Regions from separate parts of the Homo sapiens genome. Here region 1 is linked to region 2. Evidence: read pairs that join two places in POLR2A ChIA-PET (ENCODE). Cell type or tissue: PC-3. All regions are shown on one strand.

Evidence for each region. ChIA-PET counts read pairs that join two places held together with the same protein. Peaks named below come from ENCODE experiments on the same cell type or tissue, not always from the same donor. Only the 100,000 strongest peaks of a DNase experiment are listed, where the experiment ranks them.
Region 1: POLR2A ChIA-PET joins it to region 2 with 30 read pairs; 3 of 35 experiments call an interaction of 5 or more read pairs at or near these places.

What each region holds. Positions count from the first base shown.
Region 1 is chr1:21,026,621-21,031,620 of GRCh38, reverse strand. All of the region lies in intron 4 of EIF4G3 (eukaryotic translation initiation factor 4 gamma 3), which reads left to right. Among named protein-coding and RNA genes, the nearest start is that of MIR1256, 41 kb to the right of the region's middle. In PC-3, no CTCF peak of the experiment used is centred here; no DNase peak of the experiment used is centred here.
Region 2 is chr1:21,210,326-21,215,325 of GRCh38, reverse strand. No RefSeq gene overlaps it. Among named protein-coding and RNA genes, the nearest start is that of EIF4G3, 36 kb to the right of the region's middle. In PC-3, no CTCF peak of the experiment used is centred here; a DNase peak (open chromatin) is centred at 3,015.

The DNA of each region.
Region 1 (5,000 bases), 180 kb after region 2:
ACACACTTTCTTTGAACTCTTCCTCCATCTCCTTACTCTGTGGAAATTTATGTAACACTACTTTCCTTAGAAATCCTTCCACTTCAACATTGTTAGTGTTCTTATATTCTTTATATCTTGGAAGGCAACTCAGCAACCTCCTGGCCCTTCACCGCTTTCTGTAGGTTGTTTGCCTGCAACCCTTGTGCCGAAAATGCATAAACAGCTCTCTCTCCCTCTTTTTTTTTTTTTTTTTTGCCATCATTCCTCATTTTTCTGGACCCATTTTCTCATTGTTTGAGAATTTTAGTGTCTGGCTCATAATTTACTTTTCTGTTTTGCTTTCTGCCATCCACAAAGATGACTTGTGACATTCATTGTTGTGCTGTCCAACCATTGCCTGTGGGCTCCTGGATCTACCCTGTTTGTTGTTGTTGTTGTTGTTGTGTTTTTTTTTTGAGACAGTCTCACTCTGCTGCACAGGCTGGAGTGCAGTGGTGTGATCTTGGCTCACTGCGGCCCACACCTCCTGGGTTCAAGTGATTCTCCTGCCTCAGCCACCCAAATAGCTGGGATTACAGGCATGTGCCACGCTGCCTGGCTAATTTTTGTATTTTTAGTAGGGGTGGAGTTTCACCATGTTGGCCAGGCTGATCTTGAACTCCTGACCTCAAGTGATCCACCCACTTCAGCCTCCCAAATTGCTGGGATTACAGGCATGAGCCACCACACCCGGCTGATCCTTTTTTCTTCCCATTCTTTGCCTCCCAATAGCAACTGTATATAGACACATATTCAGCAATCTATATGGACACAGTCTAGATCTGCACTGTCCAATGTGGTCGCTATTAGAGCCACTGTGGCTTTTGAGCACTTGAAACATAGTTTCTGCAAATTGAGATGTTTTGTAAGTGTAAAACACAAAATTAATTTCACCAGTTTTAAGTTTTTCTAATCTGGTGACCTAGAAAATTTTAAATTACTTACTTGTGTGGTTTGTATTGTATTTTTTATATTTTTGTTACGAGCACTGGCCTGGACCTGGTCTCTACTGATGTATTAGTCCATTTTCAGGGTGCTGGTAAAGATATACTTGACACTGGGCAATTTACAAAAGAAAGAGGTTTGTTGGACTTGGGCTCCACATGGCTGGGGAGGCCTCACAATCATGGCAGAAGGCAAGGGAGAGCAAGTCACATCTTACATGGATGGCAGCAGGCAAAAAGGGAGCTTGTGTAGGGCAACTCCCATTTCTAAAACCATCAGATCACGTGACACCCATTCACTATCAAGAGAACAGCACAGGAAAAGACCTGCCTCCATAATTCAGTCATCTCTCACTGGGTTCCCCCCATAACACATGGGAATTATGGGAGCTTACAAGATGAGATTTGGGTGGAGACACAGAGCCAAACCATATCAGCTGAGAACTGCTCTGCCTTTGAATTCTTGAAGTCTAAAATTTCTCCAACCAGCCCAGTGGCTCATACCTGTAATTCCAGCACTTTGGGAGGTTGAGGCAGGATGATCACTTGAAGCGAGGAGTTTGAGGCCATCCTGGGCCTCAAACATCTGGTCCAGCAAAGCAAGACCCTGTCTCCACAAAAAATTTTTAAAAATTAGTTGGGCATGGTGTTTTACACCTGTAGTCTCAGCTACTTGGGAGGCTGAGGTAGGAGGATCCCCTGAGCCCAGGAGTTCATGGCTCACTGCAGCATGATTGTGCCACTGTGCTCCAGCCTGGCAACAAAGTGAGACCCTGTCTCAAGAATAAAAAATAAAATAATAAATAAATAACATTTTTCTGACCATAGTCTTTGTTCCTTTTTCCTATCCCATGCCAGTCCTGTTATACCTATTTCACAGCCTACAACCTTTTAATTCTTTAATCCATTTCTTTTCTCAAGATGGCAGCCCCTTTCTGCCTTCACTTTCTCTTATTTACCCTTGATCCTATCACTAACTACTATAACTTTATTTTTATAAAACCACTAGTTCTCTTTGTTTTAAAAAAATCAAACTAATGGTTTATTTTGTAGTGATGAGGTCTTGCTATGTTGTGCAGGCTTGTCTCAAACTCCTGGCTTCAAGTGATCCTTCTGCCTTGGCCTCCCAAAGTGTTAGGATTACAGGCGTGAGCCACTGCACCTGGCCCACTAGTTCCCTTCCCCCCCCCGACTCAATTTCTCTTTCTTCCCAGTTCTCGTCCCTGAATCTAACTCAGCAGGTCTTTTCCTCTGTTCTTGCTCCCAGGATGGATGGCTCTGCTTTGGAAATTCCATTACCTGTGTTCGTGGAGTCTAATTAAAACTTTATGATTGGGGCCAGGCATGGTGGCTCATGCCTGTAATTCCAGCACTTTGGGAGGCTGAGGCAGGCGGATCACGTGAGGCCAGGAGTTCAAGACCAGCCTAGCCAAAGTGGTGAAACCTTGTCTCTACTAAAAAATATAAAACATTAGCTGGGTGTGGTTGTGTGCACCTGTGGTTTCAGCTACTCGGGAGGCTGAGGCATGAGAATCGCTTGGACCTAGGGGGTGGAGGTTGCAGTGAGCCGGGATCACGCCACTGTACCCCAGAGCGAGACTTTGTTTGGGCCAGGCGCATTGGCTCAAGCCAGTAATTCCAGCACTTTGGGAAGCTGAGGCTGGAGATTCACTTGCGGCATCCAGGAGTGAGAGGTTACGATGAGCTGTGATCATGAACTCCCGCTTGGGCAACAGCAAGACTGTATCTCAAACAAAAAATTAATGATTTATTAATACAGCTGGTCTAAACTCTATTTAGGTATAATATAGCTACAACTTAGCTGCTTGATAATCTTTTTAGTAATCACTAATTGACTTTCAGTCATATCCTGAACTGTGCTTACTTCAGTACTAGGTTGGTCACCAACAGCTCGACAGGCCATACACTGTATATAGCTTGTGAAGTTATGTATCATGAGTAGCTCTGCTTCACCTTGTCTAATTCTGCTGCTTACTGTTTGTTGAAACACCTGTGTTTTACAATTTATTATGACATGTTTAAGCTTATAAAAGTATATTGTAACGTGTTTGGTTTGAAAGGATAATCATAACACAACCAACCACCACTCACCTTAAGTCGATTATCAATATCTTTGAAGCCACTCTGTATTCCTCCTTTATCTCAGCTGCCTCTTTCTCCCTAGTGGTAACAATTATCCTGAGTTTTGTATAAGTAGATATTTGTTTTATAATTTCACTGGTGTCTGCATTTTGAGGTTTACATTTTGAATTAGCCATCATGTGTGACCTTGGGCAACTTACTTTATTATCTCTGAACCTTTCTCTTTTTTTTCCCAATTTAAAAAATTGTGTTAAAATGCAAATAGCACAAAGTTTAAAATCTTAACCCCATTTTTAAGTGTACATTTTAAGTATACATTGATAATATGCAGTGATCACACGATCCATCTTTATAACTCTTTTCTTTCATCTTGTAAAACTGAAAGTCTATACCCATTAAACAATAACTTCCCTTTGACCCCTCCCTTTGCACCCTGGCAACAGCCATTCTCCTGTCTGTCTGTGGCTTTGGCTATTCTTTAACTACATCATATAACTGTTATCATACAGTAGTTGTTTGTGCCTGGCTTATTTCACTTAGCATATTGTCCTCAAGTTCCATCCATTTTGTAGGATATGTCAGAATTCCCTTTCTTTTTAAGGCTAATGTTTCACTTTATCTATGGTACCATATTGTGCTTATCTATTCATTTGCTGATGCATACTTGGTTGGCTTTCATGTTTTACCAGTTATGAATAATAGTGATATGAATGTGGATGTACAAAGAACTCCCTTAAGACCTCGTTTTCATTTATTTAGAGTGGATACTTGGAAGTGGAATTGCAGAACTGTATGGTTATTCCTATTTTTTGTGAAAATGCCATACTGTTTTCCACAATGGCTGTACCTATTTTACATTCCTACCAACAGTGTGCAAGAGTTCCACTTTCTCCACATCTTTTACAACACTTTTCCTTTTTTTTGAGATGGAGTCTTGCTGTGTTGCCCAAGTTGAAGTGCAGTGGGGCGATCTCGGCTCACTGCAACCTCTGCCTCCTGAGTTCAAGCGATTCTCCTGCCTCAGCCTCCCAAGTATCTGGGACTACAGGCCCGTGCCACCATGCCCGGCTAATTTTTTGTATTTTTAGTAGACACAGGCTTTCACTGGGTTAGCCAGGATGGTCTCGAACTCCTGACCTTGTGATCTGCATGCCTTGGCCTACCAAAGTGCTGGGATTACAGGCACGAGCCACTGTGCTGAGCATGGTGGCACGCACCTGTAGTCTCAGCTACTTGGGAAGCTGAGGCAGGAGAATCACTTGAACCCGGGAGGTGGAGGTTGCAGGGAGCTGAGATCTTGCCACTGCACTCCAGCCTGGGCGACAGAGCGAGACTCTGTCTCAAAAAAAAAAAAAAAAATTGTATGTGTGTATGTACACATATATATACTAGCCATCTTGGTGTGAGGAGGTGATATATACCAATATAGTATTGATTTGTATTTCCTTAGGATTAGCATATTTTCATGGGCTTGTTGGCCATTTGTGTATGTCTTTTTAATAGAAATGTCTATTCGTGTCCTTTGCCCATTTCTGAATCTGATTGTTTGCTTTTTTGTGATTGAGTTTTAGGAGTTCTATATATTCAGGATATTAACTTTTTTTTTTTTTTTTTTTGAGACAGTGTCTCCCTCTGTCACGCAGGCTGGAGTGCAGTGGTGCGATCTCAGCTCACTGCAACCTCCGCCTCCTGGGTTTAAATGATTATCGTGCCTCAGCCACCTGAGTATCTGGGATTGCCATTCCTGGCTCATTTTTGTATTTTTAGTAGAGACAGGGTTTTGCCATGATGGTCAGGTTGGTCTCGAACTCCTGGCCTCAAGTGATTTCCCCACCTTGGCCTCCCAAAGTGCTGGGATTACAAACAGGCCATGGTGCCCAGCCCAGGATATTAACTTTTTAACAGGTGTACAGTTTACAAATATTTTCTCTT
Region 2 (5,000 bases):
GCAGGATGCAAGTTAGGAACAAATGGAAAATAATAAATTGTATAAGGAAAAGGGAGCAGCAGAGGCTATCCGTAAGGGTGAAGTTGCTGCAGAAGGGAGGGACCAGAGAAGAGTCCACACTTTGAGAATCTAATACAAAAAGAAACCCAGTGAGAAATGGGCAAGTCCTTTATAAAGGAAACTATGCAATTTTCCTGAAGAACATAAAAGAAGACCTGAATAGGCCGGGCGCGGTGGCTCATGCCTGTAATCCCAGCACTTTGGGAGGCCGAGGCAGGCAGATCACGAGGTCAGTAGATCGAGACCATCCTGGCTAACACGATGAACCCTCATCTCTACTAAAAATACAAAAAATTAGCCGGACGTGGTGGCGGGCGCCTGTTGTCCCAGCTACTCAGGAGGCTGAGGCAGGAGAATGGCATGAACCTGGGAGGCAGAGCTTGCAGTGAGCCAAAATCGCGCCACTGCACTCCAGTCTGGGCAACAGAGTGAGACTCCGTCTCAAAAAAAAAAAAAGAAGACCTGAGTAAATGCAGGTAAACACCCTGCACTTTCCATGGATGGAAAGGTTCAATATAATAAACAATACCTGCCGGGTATGGTGGCTCATGCCTATAATCCCAGCACTTTGGGAGGCCGAGGCAGGCAGATCACCTGAGGTCAGGAGTTCAACACCAGCCTGGCCAACATCATGAAACCCCGCCTCTACTAAAAATACACACACAAAAAAAAAAATTAGCTGGGCATGGCAGTGGGCACGTGTAATCACAGCTACTCGGGAGGCTGAGGCAGGAGAATAGCTTGAACCCAGGAGGCAGAGGCTGCAGTGAGCTGAAATCGTGCCATTGCACTCAGCCTGGGGGACAATGCAATTATTTGCAGATTATTATTTATTAGATTTATTATTATTTGAGACTCTCTCTCAAATAATAATAATTCTCCCCAAAATTAATTTGCTGTTGCAGTATACTCTCAACCAAAATCTCAAGGTAATTTTTCATGGAACTTGAAAAACTGATTCACATAGAAGATCAAATGCACAAGAGTGGCCAAGCAGACCAGGCACGGTGGCTCACGCCTATAATCCCACCACTTTGGGAGGCCGAGGCAGGCAGATCGAGGTCAGGAGATCAAGACCATCCTGGCTAACACGATGAAACCCCATCTCTACTAAAAATACAAAAAATTAGCCAGGCGTGGTGGTGGGTGCCTGTAGTCCCAGCTACTTGGGAGACTGAGCAGGAGAATGGTGTGAACCCGGGAGTGAGCTGAGATCGCGCCACTGCATTCCAGCCTGGGCGATAGAGCAAGACTCCATCTCAAAAAAAAAAAAAAAAAAAAAAAAAAGGAATAGCCAAGCAAAGACAATTCAGAAAAAATAGAACAATGAAGTAGCTGGCCTGATCAAAATATGTTATAAAGCGATAGTGAATTACATATATGGTATTGGTGTGGGAATAGAGAAACTGAACACTTAGAATGGATTAGACAGCAAGAAATACTTCTGTGTCTGTGTGGGAATTGGTATAGGATAAAGGGGGCACTTGTGCAGTGGCACACACCTGTAATCCCAGCACTTTGGGAGGCCGAGGCAGGAGGACCACTTGAGCTCAGGAGTTCGAGACCAGCCTGGGCAACACAGCAAGACACCTGTCTTTACTAAAAATACAAAAATTAGCCTGGTGTGGTGGCACATGCCTGTAGTCCCAACCACTCAGGAGGCTGAGGTGGGAGGTTTGCTTGACCCAGGATGCAGAAGTTGCAGTGAGCTGAGATCACGCCACTGCACTCCAGCCTGGGTGACAGAGTGAAACCCTGTCAAAAAAAAAAGGGAGGCTGTGACTCCATCTCTTTAAAAGAAAATAGGGAAGCTGGGTGCAATGGCTCATACCTGTAATTCCAGCACTTTGGGAGCCTGAAGATTGCTTGAGCCCACGAGTTTGAGGCCAGCCTGAGCTTCATAGCAAGACCCTGTCTCTACAAAAAAATACAAAAATTAGCAGAGTGTGGTGGCACGTGCCTGTAGTCCCAGCTACTCTGGAGGCTGAGATGAGAGGATCACTTGAGCCCAGGAGGTCAAGGATGTAGTGAACTGTGATTGCACCACTGCACTCCAGCCTGGGTGACAGTGAGAGTCTGTCTCCATCAATCAATCAATCAATCAATCAATCTAGTAGGAAAGACAACTAGACTCAGGCTAAAGAAAAAAGTTTTAAAAATCATGGAAGAATTTTAATTTTCCTCATTGATATCCTTAAACCACACTTCATTTCCAAATACACACAATAACAAAGTCATACTTAAACCTAACATGATACAGCTATCCTGGATGCAACCAAAAACACACCAACCCTTCCCCAGGAGAAGATGCAAAATCCTTGGATAATGCTCATTCTTCTCTTTTGATATCCTGTAACCTAAATACCATAATATAAAGTTTACTATTATTTTATTTATTTATTTATTTTGAGACAGGGTCTCACTCTATCACCCAGGCTGGAGTGCAGTGGTGCAATCTCGGCTCACTGTAGCCTCCACTTCCTGGGCTCAGGTGATCCTCCTGCCTCAGCCTCCCCAGTAGCTGGGACTACAGGTACACGCCACCACCCCCAGCTAATTTTTTGTATTTTTTGTAGAGACAGGGTTTTGCCATGTTGCCCAGACTGGTCTCAAACTCCTTGGCCTCAAGCAATTGCCTGCCTTGCCCTCCCAAAAAGCTGGGATTACAGGCGTGAGCCACCACACCCAGCCTAAATTATTAATATATCTCATGTTAGATGATAAGGGAATAAGAGGGAAGAAAACAAAAATATTTGGCTAATCTATATACAAACATTCATAACAAAATAAGGAAGAAATACTCATAGTTATTACTGTCCTCATTTCTGCAACTGGTCATGTGGTCAGAGCTGGTCTTTATAATTCCTCTTCCTCCACTGCCCTTTCCATATTCCTTTTCCCTTAGCAAGCACCTCATCTGGTCATGGTTCTTTGCCTGGTGGGGTGACCCAAACCTTCATTCCTGAAATTCCTGGACCGTTAATAGTCCTGCCTGAACTGGGCTGTTGTCGCTTTTGTTTACTTTAGTCACAGGACGTGGTACTGATGCTCTCCACTTGCAATGAGGTTATGTCCTGATAAATCCATCTTCTTTTTTTTTTTTTTTTTTTTTTTTGAGATGGGGTCTCACTCTGTCACCCAGGTTGGAGGGCAGTGTGCAATCTTGGTCACTGCAGCCTCAACTTCCCAAGCTCCGGTGATCCTCCCACCTCAGCCTCCACGCACTATCACACCTGCCTAATTTTTTTGTATTTTTAGTAGAGACAAGGTTTCACCATGTGGCCCAGGCTGGTCTCGAATTCCTGGGCTCAAGCGATCTGCCTGCCTTGGCCTGAGTGCTGAGATTACAGGTGTGAGCCACTGCACCTGGCCCTGATAAATCCATCTTAAGTTGCAAATATCCTAAATTGAAAATGCACTTAATGCATCTAACCTACTGAACATCATAGCTTTGCCCTGAAATGTGCTCAGAACACTTCCGTTAGCCTACGGTTGGGCAAAATCATCTAACACGAAGCCTATTTTGTTGACTAGATATGTTGACTATCTCACGTAATTTATTAAATACAGCACACTGTAGATTACAGTATCAGCTGTCTACCCTCGTGATCGTGTGGCTGACTTGGAGCCGCGGTCGCTGCCACTGCCCAGCATCATGAGAAAGCATTGTACTCCATATTGCTAGCCCAGGAAGAGATCAAAATTGAAAATTCAAAGGATAGTTTCTACTGAATGTGTATCACTTTTGCCCATCATAAAGTCAAAAAATCATAAGTCAAATCATCGTAAGACAAAGACTGTCTATATTAACAGATGCCCTAAGGGAGCTCATGTATTCCAGATATACTCTCCCTTACCTCTGTTGTGTAGCAGCAATACAATTTTCCCTTAGTAATCAAGACCAGTCATCCCAGCCAGTACAGTGACCTCCTTCTTTGCCTGTTAATTTTGGGTATGGGGAGCGCAACGCGACTGAGTGGCAGCCTCAACCTCCAGTTCAGTGTAATCATTGTGTTGCCTAGTGGAAGCATTTCTCCCTTTGGAACCAACCTCTAAACTAGCAGAGCCTAAGGTCATGGGGACGGGAAGCAGAAATGCTGCTAGTGCATCAGTAGGGATAAAAGTGATTGGGGGCCAGGCGCGGTGGCTCACGCCTGTAATCCCAGCACTTTGGGAGGCTGAGGCAGGCAGATCACAAGGTCAGGAGATCAAGACCATCCTGGCCAACATGGTGAAACCCCATCTCTACTAAAAATACAAAAATTAGCTGGGCATGGTGGCACGTGCCTGTAATCACAACTACTCGGGAGGCTGAGGCAGGAGAATCGCTTGAACAAAAGAGCCGGAGGTTTCAGTGAGTCGAGATTGCTCCACTGCACTCCAGCCTAGTGACAGAGCGAGAGACTGCCTTAAAAAAAAAAAAAAAAGGTGATTGGAGTCACTCCTAATCTCCTAATTTCTACCCTTTGACTCCTGGCCCCATGAAACTTGGATGGTCTCGATCTCCTGACCTCGTGATCCGCCCACCTCGGCCTCCAAAAGTGCTGGGATTACAGGCGTGAGCCACTGCACCTGGCCCCACTTGATTATTAAAATCCTCTTCTGCTAACTGGGTGTGGTGGCTCACGCCTACAATCCAGCCTGGCCAACATGGCAAAACCCCATCTCTACTAAAAATACACAAATTGGCTGGGCATAGTGGCGCATGCCTGTAACTGCAGCTACTCAGGAGGCTGAGGCAGGAGAATCGCTTAAACCAGGAGGTGGAGGTTGCATTGAGCCAAGATCACGCCATTGCATTCCAGCCTGGGCGACAGAGTGAGACTTGGTCAAAAAAAAAAAAAAAAAGGAGAGTAGTTATCCACAGAGGATGGTGGGGCCGTGCTTCAAAATCCTAAGGGTCTGCACTGTGATTCACCTAGAGGGGTCTACCGAAGACT